Regions from separate parts of the Homo sapiens genome. Here region 2 is linked to region 1. The links are chromatin loops, found by intact Hi-C in ENCODE. Cell type or tissue: gastrocnemius medialis. All regions are shown on one strand.

The links. Peaks named below come from ENCODE experiments on the same cell type or tissue, not always from the same donor. Only the 100,000 strongest peaks of a DNase experiment are listed, where the experiment ranks them.
Region 2: it touches region 1 in a loop (4-fold over the local background); 5 of 110 quality-filtered maps call a loop at or near these places.

What each region holds. Positions count from the first base shown.
Region 1 is chr6:170,520,607-170,528,606 of GRCh38, forward strand. No RefSeq gene overlaps it. Among named protein-coding and RNA genes, the nearest start is that of PSMB1, 29 kb to the right of the region's middle. In gastrocnemius medialis, no CTCF peak of the experiment used is centred here; DNase peaks (open chromatin) are centred at 2,405, 3,065 and 3,715; H3K27ac peaks cover 6,393 bases.
Region 2 is chr6:170,435,570-170,443,569 of GRCh38, forward strand. LOC107986676 (a long non-coding RNA gene) reads left to right here and starts at 663. Exons shown (of 2, transcript XR_001744494.3): 1 at 663-3,145; 2 at 3,778-5,451. It overlaps LOC124901477 (a long non-coding RNA gene), which reads right to left. Exons shown (of 2, transcript XR_007059900.1): 2 at 6,162-8,000. RefSeq lists enhancers at 2,438-4,207, 2,517-3,716, 4,425-5,003. In gastrocnemius medialis, no CTCF peak of the experiment used is centred here; DNase peaks (open chromatin) are centred at 3,012 and 4,482; H3K4me3 peaks cover 576 bases; H3K27ac peaks cover 4,731 bases.

The sequences.
Region 1 (8,000 bases):
GCTCCTAGAATTGATAAACAATTTCAGTAAGGTTGTAGAATACAAAGTCAATGTATAAAAATCAGTAGCATTTTTATACACCAATAACATTCAAGCTGAGAACCAAATCAAGAACATGATCTCATTTACAACAGCCACAAAGAAAATAAAATACCTAGGAATACATCTAACTAGGAGGTGAAAGATCTCTACAAGAAGAACTACAAAACACTGCTGAAAGGAATCATAGATGATACAAACAAATGGAAAAACATTCCCTACCCATGGACTGGAAGAATCAGTATCATTAATCTGGCCATACTGCCCAAAGTAATCTACAGATTCAATGCTATTCCTATCAAACTACCAATGTCATTTTTCAAATAACTAGAAAAAACTACTGTAAGATTCATATGGAACAAAAAAAAATCCAAATAGCCAAAGCAATATTAAGCAAGAAGAACACAGCCAGAGGCATCACATTATCCGACTTCAAACTATACTATAATACTACAGTAGCCAAAATAACTTGGCACTGGTACAAAAACAGACACATAGACTAATGGAACAGAATACAGAACCCAGAAATAAAGCCACACACCTACAGCCATCTGATCTTCAACAAAGTCAACAAAAATAAGCAATGGGGAAAGGGCTCTCTAAACAATAAATGGTGCTGGGTTCGCTGTCTAGTCATACACAGAAGAATGAAACTGGATTCCTACCTTTCACCGTATACAAAAATTAGTTCATGTGGATTAAAGATTTAAATGTAAGACCTCAAACTGTTAAGAATCCTAGAAGAAAACCTAGGAAAAACCATTCTAGACATTAGCCTTAGGAAAGAACTTGTAATTCAGTCCTCAAAAGCAATTTCAACAAAAACAAAAATTGACAAGTGGGACATAATTAAAGGGCTTCTGCACAGCAAAAGAAACTATCAACAGAGTAAACAGACAACCTACGGAATGGGAGAAAATATTCAAAAAACACACATCTGACAAAGGTCTAATATCCAGAACCTACAAGGAACTTAAACAAATGAACAAGCAAAAAACAACCCCATTAAAAAATGGGCAAAAGACATGAAAAGACGCTCCTCAAAAGAAGACAGACATGCAGCCAACAAACGCAAAAAAATGCTCCATATCACTAATCATCAGAGAAATGCAAATCAAAACCACAATGAGATACCATCTCACACCAGTCAAAATGGCTATTACTAAACAGTCAAAAAACAACAGATGCTGTGATGCTGTGGAGAAAAAGGAATAATTATACACTGTTGGTGGGAAGGTTAATTAGTTCAGCCACTATAGAAAGCAGTTTGAAGAGTTCTTGAAAAAGTTAAAACAGCACTACAATTTGGCCCAGCAATCCCACTACTGGGTATATATCCAAATGAAAACAATTCATTCTACCAAAAAGACACATGCACTGGGCACAGTGGCCCACGCCTGTAATCCCAGCACGTTGGGAGGCCGAAGTTGGAGGATGACCTGAGGTTGGGAGTTTGAGACCAGCCTGACCAACATGGAGAAACCTTGTCTCTACTAAAAATACAAAATTAGCCAGGTGTGGTAGCGCATGCTTGTAATCCCAGCTACTCAGGAGGCTGAGGCAGAAGAATTGCTTGAACCCAGGAGGCAGAGTTTGCACATCATTGCACTCCAGCCTGGGCAACAAGAGCGAAACTCTGTCTCAAAAAGAAAAAAAGACATGCACACACACATTCATCACAGCACTACTGACAATAGCAAAGACATGGAATCAACCTAGGTGCCTATCAACAGTGGATTAGATAAAGAAAATGTGGTACATATACACTATGGAATACTATGCAGTCATAAGAAATGGAAATGGACAGAGAAAAAGAAGGCGGGGGACGGGATCAGAGGCAGCTTCACAGAGAGGCACACTTGAGTCAAAACTTGACTCACGTTTGAAAGATGAATGTGAGTTTCCAGGCATATGGGAGCTAGGGGTGCATGGAGGGGTTGTGGGTCCCCGCTGGGAAAATAGCCTGTAAGGCATAACAGGAATAACTGTGATTCACTGAGGACGTACTGTGTTAGGCACTGGAACAAGAGCTTTACAAACATTATCTCATGTACTCTTCACTGGGTGCCTATGAGGAAGGTACTATCATCCACATTTCATAAGTGAGGGAGCAAGGCCTACGGACTTCCACTAACTGCCTGAGGCCACACAGACAGGAAGAGATGGGGTAGGCCTGATTCTCTGTCTTTTGGATTCCAGAGCCTACAACCACTTCAGTATCTTTGGGCAACGATAAGCAACTTGCTGTTGCCAGAAAAGTGAGGGTCAGAGACCCTTAAAAGTGAGGGGAGGTGACCAGCCTCTGACAGTACACGTAGCAGAGGAGCTTGGCTGCCTCCCGTAGGCTGTGGTGGAGCACAGCGGCCTGAGTAGCATGGGGAGAAGCCTAACCTGCCTTTCCATTGCTCACTCTGGCAGCCTGTGAGTGCGCAGCCCCGGACAGGAGCCCATCCCAGGGACTGGCTGCACAGCTGTTCTGCAAAAGTAAAGAAACCACGTCTCCTCAGTCCTTACACCTGACTTCTTGTAAATGTCCAGTTCTTGTTAGGTTTTCTAACATATCGCCCCTGGACTCCTGTTCTAACCTGATGTCTTATAAACATTCAGGGCTCCTTGGAAAACCCAGGGTTTCTCTGAGGCCCCAAGTCATCCACCTGCTGAGTGAGCCCTGCTCAGATGCATTCTGGAGGGAAAAATCACATAAATTCCCTTCCAATCTATAACTCTTCTTAAAGTCTTCCTTAATGCAATCCTCGGGGACACACACTTGACACGGCTGTACTTCTCTAAAGGAAGGGAGAATCGCTGTGGCCTAGCCCAGGCCATCTGCCACACTTGCATAGAATGTTTTTCCTATGGAAGCTTATTTTGGAATATAATCACAGAGGAAATTGAGATAAACAGGCTTTTCCTTTTCTGGACAATTCTTAGAGATAAAATCTACTGCAGAAGGCAAGACACTTAACTTCTGCCCAGAAACTGATGTCACGTGGTTAACGTGTGGTGGCCACATCAACTGAAGCCGACAGTGACACCGAGTCAGCATCCTGGGTGCAGCTGCCACCCTGTCACTCTCATCACATTCCACCATTCCCAGGCCACAGAGGCAAGAGGATACTCTCAAAACTTAGAGATAGCTTTAGTTTTAGGAAAATAGGACGGAAAAATATCTTATGCCTCAGAATAATAGGTGGAATTCAATTGCTCTTCAAGGCAGCACAAGCATAATGTCCAAATAGGCTTACAAAGGCTTTCCCTAGATTGTGGGTGATTGATCTGTGGCAGGCTATTAAGGGAAGTTCAGGATGGCCAGGCTATTTTGAGGCTGATATCTTGGAGAACCCTCTCTCTCTCCTGCAAACCACTCCCTTGGCATCACTCTCAGAGACAAGCTGCTGGCCTGTGCAGCCCACACCCTGACTCAGGGTGGCATTTTTCTCAAGCCCTCTCCTTTTAAGGCCATCAGGGATCTGAGCCCCCATGGGTAGGGAACAGGCCAGGCAGCTGGAGCGTACAAGAGTCACCACTACGAATAGCTTGACTCTGAAGTTTCTAAAAGGGAACCTGGACCACCTGAGCCTCCCCAGAAGACGCCTCAGTCACATTTACCCTGCTGCTGCCATTAGTATCAGGCAGAGCCATCTGTACACGCGGGAACATGAAGGGCACTTTGCAAGACTTCAGCTGGTGGGTTAAATGTGGCTCACAGCTGTCGCTGAGGCACACTCCCCAAAATAGTCTCAACACAGCAGTAGGAAAGATGACACAGAGGTGACTGAGACTAATAGCAATACAGTATTACTATTATCCCTTGAATAAAGTATGTAAATCAAGGTGTTAACCATCAGGAGCAGAGAAAAGAGAGTGTTAAGTATAGGGGCTTAGCTGTAAAAAGAATCAGAAGAAAAAGAAAAAAAAACCCTCAGTTAAAGGGCTAGATAGTCTAGAAAATTTGTTAGGTATTTATATTATTAACACAGAGCAGGGTAACACGATAGAATAGAAACCTGTTACAAACAGGCAACAACAACAACAAAATAGACAACAACCCTAGAAGAAAAATGCCTTGAAGGAAAAGCTGGAATACTGTGAGAGACTTACCAGTGGCCTGTCTGCGTGTAACTAACTCCTCATCCCGACTTGGTCACGCAAAGGACAGGTGACCATACCTCCAGGAAGGTGGAAAGGGGCCCTACATGAGTGAGAGGCTCAAGTCCTGCCCAAGTGGAATCTGTGATTCTGTGATCTAAAGAAAGTTTGTGGCTATTTTTAGAAACTAAAGTTTATCTCATATTGACACAAACTCAAAAATCAATGATACTTTGAGATATGTCATATCACAAAAAAGATTTCTCCTCTAGTACATTATCATTTAACCAATACAAACAGGTCTGGGCCAGGTGCTGTGGTTCATGCCTATAAACCCAGCACTTTGAGAGGCTGAGGGGGGTGGATCCCTAGAGCCCAGGAGTTTCAGGCCAGCCTGGGCAACATGGTGAAACTCTGTCTCTACCAAAAGTACAAAAATTAGCCAGGTATAGTGGCACACACCTGTAGTTCCAGCTACTAAGGAGGCTAAGGTGAGAGGACCACTGAGCCCAGGGACGTAGAGACTACGGTGAGACATGATTATACCACTGCACTCCAGCCTGGGCAACAGAGGGAGACCTTCTCTCAAAAAGAAAAGAAAAGAAAAAGAAACAGGTCTAATTTGTTCATCTAAGCAATGATAAGATTTATATGAACATAAGTTGCTTTATTGATGAAAAATTGAACATAATCTAATCAAGCCTCTAAATTTAACTGCCAATTTATAGGAAAAGACAGGACAGAACCTACAGGAATGCAATCATTTATATCTAGAATGTGGAAGATTCTGCATGACAAACGACTTGGATTCTTCAACATGTAAATTTCAAGGAAAGAGAGAGAGAGAGAGATAAAAAGGCTTGTTTCCAGATTTGAATGACATGTTAATAGACATTTATGAGACAATCAAGGAAATTTGAACATGGACTGCATATTGAATGTTGAGGGATTATAGTTAATTTTTAAAGGTACAATTGTGATACTGTGATTATATTTTTAAATGCGATCATTATCTTTTAGGAGCACTAAAATATTTACTAATAAAATTATAGGATTTACTTCAAAATAAACAACGATAATAAGATTACCATGAATAGTGGTGGGTGAAATATACAAGGGGCTTATTTGACATTTCCATAATAAAAAACACGAATGAATAACAAAGCATTATAGAAATTCAAGTAAAAAATAGCTCGTGCTTAGTAATAAATCAAAGCGTGCTGGACACTTTAAATAATAAACAAAGATAAGATCTTGCCCTCTAGAAAACAGCTCTAATTCAGGACAGACTTGCTCACATCAGATGGAAGAGTCAGAATGAGATGTGCTGAGTAGAAGGTAGAACGGTCGCTAGCAGAGGGTGGGAAGGTGGTATGTGTGGGGGAGAGGAGAAAGAGAGGTTGATTAATGGGTACAAACAGACAGTTAGATGGAAGGAGTGAGATCTGTTGTTCGACAGTAGAGTAGGGTGACTACAGTTAACAACAATATTTGCATATTTCAAAATAGCTAGAAGACAGGACTTGGAATGTTCCCAACACATAGAAAGGTGATGAACTCAAGGTGCTGAACACCCCAAATACCCTGACTTGATCATTATGCAATAACAAAATATCACATGTACCCTGTAAATATGTACAAATACTACATATCAATTTAAAAATTTTCACACAAGAATGAGATGTGCTGATGCATGTGGAGGCCCTAGCTCCAGACTGGGTGTAAACTTCAAGCCACTGAAGATCTTATTTCCAAGGTTTTTCTACTTTGAAATTCCAAACTTATTTTTCTAGCAGATTTATAAGGGACACGGGACAACATAAACTTGTTAAAGTGACAAGAGAAAGTAAATATGCCCTTAAATTTATACCAAATCTTCTGACAAGTCTTGACTGATAATTGTTTCCTTCAAATTTGTGAAAAACATGAGAGAAAACGTGTTTGTATCTCATTTTTAAGTGTGGACACTTGGCATTGCTCACGGCTTCCAACGGAATAAAATAGGGCTTAGTTGTTTTCCATTAGCTTTTTCCTTTGTGTGTGTGTGTGTGTGTGTGTGTGTGTGTGTGTGTTGTGTGTACATATTGGCTCTAAGCATTTATTAGCCCAATAATTTTTAGTGAAACTCTCCACTTCTCAATATCTTTTGCCGTATTAGATTTTTGTAACATGTGCTAAAGGTTAAAACACCTTTTCCCCTTCATGAAGCCTGAGAGAAGTCGGTTTTCTGGGTTTTCTCAAGACAACCCAGAGGTTTTGTATACGTCTGTCTAAAAAGTCTCAGATTTTTCTTGCTAATTGTGCACCTTCATAATCAAGCAGACAAATCAGAATATTATTTTGGTGAGGCCATCATCTAAACTAACAGTCTTTATGTACAGAAGCAGCACTGACCGGGTTCATACTCCTCAGTTAGCAAGTCAACATCTTCCTCCTGCCAGCAACCCATCCCAGAATATCTGTGGCTTATTAATACTTATGAAAACAACAGTCTTCATTATTTACTAATTAGGAGATGATCAGATGTATCTATTGATAGCAACAGGCTATTTAAAAGTGAAATAATCTATCAAACAGATTTTTTATCAACTCAAAGTTTCCAGTTAGATATTTTTCATTAAATTGATTGCTAGATTGCAGCCACAATCAAACTTAAGTATTATAAGAAGTTTGGTTGGTCTTTTAAAATCATGCAAAAATTCAAGGGGTGCTATTAAATATAGAATTCCAAATGTATAAAGTCTTGTCCTAAAATGGTCAATAAAATGAACCAGTCCACTGGTTCATTTATAGGGGGCCAGTCCACTACATTAATTTGGATGTTCTTCGTCTGCATTTTCATGTTTTCACACACCTGCAGTCATTGTGTACAATTCTGGACTCTTGATTTTCATTTAGCATTCTGCGTTAATATTCTGACATGTTGCTGCCAGGTCTTCATGGCCACCACTTTTAATGGCCAGAAAATATTTCATGTAGTGAACATTTCATAAATTACTTAACCATGTCCCAATTATTGGTTATTTAAGGAATTTAAAACTAAAACACCACTCTTGTGACAAAGTTCTGATGTATCCAGATGTACTCATGCCAAGTCGTCCATCAATAGTTCTGCTAAACCCTGTCAGAGCCCTTTTCTGAAGGGAACCAGGAAACATCTCACAACAAGAAGCTTAAGGCCTCTACAAAATGACTTCAGGGTTAGGATTTCAATTTCACTCTGAGGCACATACAGGAACCACTAGGTTATTTGGCTTAGAATGGAGGGAAGTGTCATTTTGTTTCTGTTCGGCCTGCAGGAAGCTCCTTCCCAGGCCCTGCATTGCCAATTGAACAATTGAACAATTCTCATTGTTCAATTCCCACCTATGAGTGAGAACATGCATTGTTTGGTTTCCTGTCCTTGCGATAGTTTACTGAGAATGATGGTTTCCAGCTTCATCCATGTCCCTACGAAGGACATGAACTCATCATTTTTTATGGCTGCATAGTATTCCATGGTGTATATGTGCCACATTTTCTTAATCCAGTCTATCACTGATGGACATTTGGGTTGGTTCCAAGTCTTTGCTATTGTGAATAGTACCGCAATAAACATACGTGTGCATGTGTCTTTATAGTGCCTAGAACATAATAGGAGCTCCAGAAATACTGTTGAAAAAATGAATAAATTGAGCACACTAAGTGTCTGAATAAAATACCCTGACCATACCCCTAAATAAACAACATAAATAAGCAAATTTCAATTTCTCGGAAAAGTTATATTTTAGTGTCCAATGCTCTTGTTATGCAGTAATGGCATCTTTGATTATTCATATTCGTTAGAGCTTCCAGAAAGGAGTATTGCAAATCACACGGGCCTCTGACTCTCA
Region 2 (8,000 bases), 85 kb before region 1:
GTCCCCCACAAGGCTTGAGACAGTGACTTCCACACAGTGGGTATCCAACAAATATTTGATTGGGTTTTGTAAAATTCCAGTTCCCAAAATGCATCATTCTGAGAGAGTTTTTAAATCTTTCTTTTTTCCTTTTACAGATTTGGCCCAACTGAAATAATTATGTGTATGGCTCTATTTGCCTAAACAAAGGCAAAAATATGTGTCTGGTCATGAGAGATCCCAGAGCCTAGTGGACCCCAAAGGGCACCTCAGTCATTCATCTGACAACCTCCATTTCCTCCTAAGTGTGGCTACTTCCTGAGGAAAGCACAAGTGACTCCAAGGCCCACTCAGAGCACCTGATCCCGACAGCACAGGGACACCCATCTCCTTCAGAGGCCTGTGCAGCCCCAGAGCCAACCCTGTCAATATCATGGCTTCCCAGGCTGGAGCTGGTGGGAGCCACATACCAGAGGCTTGGAGGGTGAGGGCTGGCACCAAGGAAAAGTGTGGGTTGACCCCAGGGAGAGGATGGGCCCAGCTGCCCCCTGCTATGGGCATTCACTGTGACAGAAGCAACCAGCACTCACCTCCCAAGGGCCTCCACAGTGTGTGGAAATAGAACGAAGTGTAATGAATGTCTGAATTTATAGCAGAGGAACATGAAAAATTGTCTCTGTTTAAGAAGGCAGGAAAACCTTTTTACTGTTGATATCAAGTTCATTGAAGTATAACATACATCCAACAAAATTTTGCATCTTTAACAAATGGAAATACCATGGAAATACTCGTGTAACTATCACAATTGATACACAGGTTTCTGTCCAAAAAGCTCTCTTTAGTCTGAGCTGGGGCCCAGACAACGACCATCTGCTGCTGATTCTCTTGATGCCTGTAGGGTCTGTTATGATGACCCTCCTCCATTCCTGGTCTTGCTAACATGTGCTCTCTCTCTTCTTGATCAGTCTAGGTTGGAGTTTATCAAGTTTGCCAGTCCCTTCAAAGAACCAACTTTTGGTTTTGCTAAATTTCTCTGTCATCTGCTCTTTATTTCATTGATTTCTGTTCTTTATTTTTTGTTAACACTTACTTTGTGTTACTTTTGCTCTTCTTTTTCTAGCATTTTAAGGTGGAACTTCAGGTCGTTGATTTTAAGCATTTCTTCTTTTGAGGATGGGCATTTAGAGCTATAAATTTCCCACTAACCAAGTAGTGTTCTAAATGCTTAATTGGAATGATTAAAATTTTATAAATTTTGTAAAAGTTTTAATCTGTAAAATTTATTCAGATTCACACATTTCCTTGAAGATGCCCCTGAAGCTTCCTTCGCATAGCACTGGGGTGATGTGGCATGTTTAGGGCTGCCCTGGCCTTGTCCCGCTGGCTGTTTCTCTTGGTTTTGGGGAGCTGTGACCCAGGGATTGGTGACCGTGGGCTCACTCAGTGATGACGACAGGAAGACGGATGTTTTTCACACAAGTGCCTGAAGAGAAAATGCACATTAATTTTTTTTTCTCTTGGATGTACAGCGTTGGTAAACCAAGTCAAGCAGAAAGGAGGTGGAAGGAAATTCCTGGCTTTCCTGGCAGCTTGTCTGTCTGGGCACTTCATGGTAGTTTGTTCACTGGCACCAGCGGACCTAGCAGGTCCCATTCATGCAAACGTTGTCTCTGCCCCCAGGCTCTCTGCAAAGCACACCAGGGTGTTTGTTTCTATACAAACTGGATTTATCCCTCTGGTCAGTCAAGCCTACTCCTTCAGATTTTAACCTGATTTGTTATGGAAAGGAGAACTGTCGAGCGGCTGCCCCTGCTGGCCTCTTCCCAATAACTTCTGAGCTTGCAGGTGGATTTCCACCGCATTTGACCTAGAGGCGGAATATTGAAGGCCTCTCCACAGGGCAGGGTCCTGCTCAGGACTGGAACGCATCCAGCCCAAGCAGAAATCTGCTGTGGACATTCCTGGGATGGGATAGGATCCAATTGAAGATTGTTACAGGACCCCAGAGGGTTAGCTCTGTGCTGGTATTGGGTACCAGTGAGCAGTGAATTTGTGAGGCCTGGTGAACCAGGCAGACTCGTGTAGAGCACAGACAAGCCTGAGAATACAGACCAGAGATATAATGGGAGCTGGGAAGTTGTGCCCACTCTGGACAGAGCTGCACCCAGGACCAGCAGACACTGAAGAAAGGAGCCCAGGGCTTCTCTGAAGCTGACAAGACTGTCCCCAAGAGAAAGGGTGCCTGGCTTCTCCTGGCCACAACATAGCCCCAGTGCAGACACAGCCAGGCCTGCCCTGTGGCTTGTGACCACAAGACGGCCTTCCTGGAGCCCAGCTGGGCCTGGAACTCAGAGCCAGGCTAGACACCTCCTCCACCCTTGCTGGCTGGCAGAGATGGGATCCTAGAGGTGTATCCAGGGTCTGGGCATAGTAGATGTTCAGTGAAAGGCAGTTGCTGCAATCATGCTGGCAATCAACGATGTAATCACCAATATCCTTTCTCCCTGAGCTATCCTCATGCTGGTGATGGTGGAGAGATTGGGGACCTCATTCTGAGGGGCCAAACCAAATGCAGGGAATACAAGGTCTGAGAGACGAACCACATGTCACGGTAGCCAGTGGCCAGTGCACGCGAACCTGTGTATATTGACTTTGATCGGCTTTGAGGCCGAACCTTCTGGGATCCCACCTCCATGGCCGAAAGGCATCTAATTCTCCTTTGATCCTGTAAAGGGCAGTTTGATTTCTCCTGTAAACATCCACAGAAACCGGAGGCCTGAGATAGTGACACTGGAAGGTGGGCAGGCTGCTAATGAGGATTCCTGGCTGCGATTCAGCCTCAGCACGCAGCTCTGTGTGCCTGGCTGTTGTTAACTGTGCAGTGCTCTGGTTAAGCGAGGCTGGGAGTGGCACTGGCGTGTTAGTAATCCGCACTCACCAGCACCACGCGGGCTCCCCGGCCTCTGTGCCTCTCGGCAATGCCGCACCCATGGGAAGGGAGGAGAAGCTCCCGCCCACCCTCCATCTGTGCCCGTGTCAGGGCTTACGGGAACATATGCTGCCTGTTACTCACTGACCATCTGTTCACAGAGCTGATGAAGTGTCCCGGTTACCCTGGCAACGAAGCCCTTGATTGGCGGCGGCTCCACAAACATTTGCTGCTCAGGTTTCACTTTTATCTGTGCTCTGGAATGGGGCTGGGTGGGGGATGCTGAGGCCTGGGGGCTGGGGATCAGCAGGCTGGGGGGTGGGCTGGAGGCTGGGGAAGCAGGCTGGGGTGGTGGGCTGAGGCTGGGAGGTCAGAAGGCTGGGGGATGGGCTGGGTACTGGGGGTCAGCAGGCTGGGGGGTGGTCTGGGGCTGGAGGAGCAGGCTGGGGGTGGTCTGAGGGCCTAGGGGTCAGCAGGCTAGGGGGTGGTCTGGGGCTGGGGGAGCAGGCTGGGAATGATCTGGGGGCTGGGGGGTCAGCAGGCTGGGAGGTGGTCTAAGGACCTGGGGGGACAGAAGGCTGAGGGATGGTCTGGGGCTGGGGGAGCAGGCTGTGGGGAGCAGGCTGGGCCTGGGGGTTCTGCAGCTGGGAGGCCAGGCTCCCCTTCTCCATTTTCCTTTCTCACCTCTCTCCCACCTCCTTTCCCTCAGCACTCACCCACCTCCAGTCCAGCCCTTCTCCCCAAAGTTCAGAGCAGGTAGAGCTGGGAATATGGCTGACCAGTCTGAGAGCTGGGTGGGGGCTTGTTCTTGTTCACCTGGTGCCACGTTCTTGTTCACCTGGTGCCACTACCTTTTTCCCAAATTGCAGGCTGGAGTCTAAGGGCTGAGGATTCTCAGCCTCCCAGTCCAGGGCAGCAGCTGCCCAGAAGCCACCTCACGGCAGTGGACATCTGTGCCCCCGTTTTGGAGACCTGGTGTGATGAGGACACATGGGCTGCAATTAGCTGTTAGCAGGGCCGTCCATGGACCACAGTCCCAGGAAGACGTTCTGCTCAGTTGCTCCGGAAGGGACCTAGGGTGCACTGCAATTGCGGAGGGGTGGTTGCTGCTGATCCCAGACCCCAGAGGGAGTTCCTGAGTTTTTAGCTTGAGTTGAGGAGCTGATAATGGAAGCTGCAGCAGCCCGTTCATGGCAGTCCCAAAAGGAGGCAAACCACCTCCTCTCCGCTAAGGACATCGGCCAAGTGCTGAGGCCAAAGGCCTGCAGATGAACCCTAGTGTGAGATGGACAGGCTGAGGCACAACACTAGTGCCAAACTGAGCCTTCGTTCTTTTCTTTAGCGAGACCTGGGATTGAGCGTCACAAAGTCTAGATTCTATTTATTCCACCGTCTCACAGTCTGGTAGCACATGTCTGTGGGGAGCCCTCCTCACTCCTGTCTGAGCTTGGAATCCTGGGACTAAGAATAGCAGCGTGGCCCTGCTCTGCACAGGACTGGTGTGAGTGCCAGAATGCTGAGTCTCAGGGCATGTGGATTGCACATTCATGGCATGTGGAGGCCACGTGGGGTCTCAGACAGCACAGGTGAGGGAGCTCTGTGTCCACAGGGACCACGACATTTTATCACAAGGGGCACAGCACGCCAGCGTCCTCTCTCCCAGGAAGAGAGGCCCCAGGCTGTCTGCTGTTGGCTGAGATGATTGAGTCACTGGCCCTGCCGCACAGCTGGGGTCAGACACGGAGGCCAGGCTCTGCTCCAGGCTCTCTGGGGCCTTCTTGTCACCGGATGCTGAGCAGAAGTGGGGTGACACAGAATGCCCACACCCCACAAACTCCCTGGGAAGTCAGTGTCTCTGAAAGATTCCATCTGGGACAAACAGAAGCCATCACTTGGTTAGAGTCCGCCCATCACGGCTCTGCCTGGAATGGAGACGGCCTGGACCCAGGTGTCATCACTCTCTCTGCTCATGGCCCCCAGAATTTTGCAAAATCTGTTTTAAAAGTTTCCTTGTAAAAGTGACCCGTCCTCCGTCAGGAGCCTGGGTCTCACTGGCCATTTTAGGAGTGCAGCCTTCCCGAGCTCAGCAGAATCCCTCCGTCACAGTGAGCACGGGTGGCACTGTCCTTCCCCTTCCTGGGTCCTCCCAGGCTGGCGACCCCTCGTGGCCTTGATTCTACCCTTTCAAAAGTCCAGCTCCCACCGGCCCCTGCAAGGCGCGCTGCGGGGTCACCACAGGTCTGTCCAGGGCACGGTCAGGCCCATGAGACCCCTTGTTCTATAGGACGCTACTCTCCTTAAAAACAGGGACTTTGTCCCTCACTGAATTGTAGTTTTCTGTATCATTCGTCATTGCAGCTTTGAAGCATCAAGAGTGTTTCCTAAATATGATTAAAATCTGGCCTTCAGACAGCTTTTGAATTAACTGACAAATGTATGTTGGGCACGAAACGGATTTAGGGACGTCTGCCCTGGGCTTTTACCAAACTCCAGCTCTTACACTTTATTATCTCACCTGAAATAAAATTGAAATTTCTTCATAATGTCTGATATATATTTTAATTTCTGGCAGAGATACATTAAAAGACCTGTTTCAAGGTTACTTGGCTAAAGAATGGAAAATGTCAGTTTTCAGCTGTACCATTTCCCATCTAGTCCAACAGTATTTAAGCTTCTCCAAACAAAAATAGAAGGAAAGCTTCCACATTTTTTTGTCAGGCCAGCATGACATTGCCACCAAAGAGACCAGCTTAAAAAAAAAAAAAAAAAAAAAACAACTACCAACCAACCTAATGTGTCAATAACAATATAAAGAGGCCCAATAAAATATGAGCAAATGAAACGCAGCGGCATGTTGAGAATTACACACCACGACTAAGGGTGGGTTGTTCTGCCCAGTGCAAGTAGCAATGACTCAGTATTGGGTCTATTAATATAAATCACCATTTAATAGAGCAAAAGAGAAAAACAGTATGACCAGCCCTAGAAATGCTGGCAAACAGTGGATGGAAGTCAACATCCTCCTCTGTGTTTTGAAGTAGAGACTGAAATGTTCATGATAAAATGGGAAGGAATGAATAGTTCTTTTACAGGATAAATGACCTCTGCCTCATCCTGACCATTCCCTACAGCCATGAGGAGGCCAAGACACTCAGAGTTTCCAGGCTGCATTCTCTCACTGCTTTGCAGGCACATCTCATGCAATTAAGGCACAGAAACTGGGAGTGCAAAAATGAGAAAGGAGCAGAGAAAGTGATGATTACTTATAGATTATTTTATTGTGCATCTGGATAACCCTGAAGGAGCAATTGCAAACAAATATGCAAAAATATAATTCAACAAGGTTAGCAAGAAATGTGAAAACGGCCCTGCCTCGGAGGGATGTGCACAGACGGGGCAGAAGCCAAGCAGGTATACAGACTTTCAATTTTTGCAAAGTTAGTCTCTGCACATATGATACAATCCCAGTTAAAAGGCTAACTTTTTAAAAACCAGACAGGCTAAATCTAAATTTGTGTAAGGAAATATTTAAGAATACATAAGACAAACCTAAAAGAAAAAACAAATAATAGAGAAACTATTACTATCAGATCTCAAAACATATTATAAAATTCCATTTAAAGCTATGTCCATTTAAAAATATGTTACTGGCAAATAAATAATTAGAAAGCATAGAAATAGACCTCAAAATACTGCAAATTATAAGACAAAGACATTCAAATCATGAGGGGAAACAGGATATTCATATAATGATGTTGACTAGGTAGTCTCCTGGAAAAACTATGAAGTTGGTTCTATACTTCACCAAAATTAATTCCAAATAGAGCAAAGGTGTAACTCCCAGAAAGAAAAAAAAAAAAGGAAGAAAAGAAGCAAAGAGGAGACCATGGGAGAATTTTTTATGACATTGGAGTAGGGAAGATCTAAACACAAGACAAAATCCAGAAGCCATAATAATGCTAAGAAATATGATGACACAAAAATAAAACCTTCTGCCTAGAATGAAACACCACCACGAGTCAATTGAAAGATAATAACAAGCTGAAAAAGAAATTTGCAATTAATACCAGAAACAGTCATTTCCAAATATTTAAATCAATAAGAAAGAGACCAGTAAGTCAATAAGTAAAAAGAAGCAAAGGATTTCAACTGAGTTCACAGAAAACAAAATATAAGGCACTCTTAACCGCATGAAGAAAATGCTCAACCTGCTCACAAAGCCCTGCTCAGGGCCAGGGTGTGGGCAGTCAGTTCTTGTGTGTTGTGAAGGCTACATAAAGCCCATCTCTTCGAAGAACAGAAAACTGGCCACATCCATCGCATGGCAAATGCATGTGAAACCTGGTCGAGCAATTCTATTAACAATTCTATTCCTATGAATTTATTCTATGGATACAATCATGCAGACGTGAAACAACGCATGTGTGGTTACTCGCAAAGGCAGGGCCCTATAAGCTTGGAAGTGGCCGTCAATGGTAGAGCAAGTCTAGAATTTGGAAAAGGCTCACACAGCACATGGCCATTAGCTGGTTTGTGATTCCTCCTTCATCATTCATCCGTCAAGGGCGTTTCTCATTAGGCCCTGGGGGTGTACTCAGCCCTGCCAAGCAGAGCAGGCACAGATTCTCCCTCAAGAGTTCAGAGCTTCTCACCCTGGCTCTTCCCTTAAGAATCTGGCTCCCAGGGCCACCTCCCAGGGACCCCATTGTCAGAGTGGAGGAACGGGCTTGGGCAGGTGTGACCTCCAGAATCCTCAGAGGCTTTTCCCGCTCTGGGAGTGGCTTCAGACCTGAATCATGGCAACCCAGCCCCCTCCTGATTACAGACCATCCTGGAGTGTTACCGTGGAGATGGGAGAGCCCAGACAACGGAGATGTTCTGAGGGAATTTCCATTCCTGTCTTCAGGACATTCTGCCAGGATGCGGACCTGCTAGAAGTATGGGACACCAGTTGTCTCTTTGCTAGAAGGCCCCCGTCCCAGGTGTGCCTCCCTGCCTCACTGTCACCTCAGCACAGTCCAGCGGGGCCAGGAGAAAACCACCAAGATAGCGCAGTCCCTGGGAAGGGGTAGCTGCCAGGCCCTACACTGTG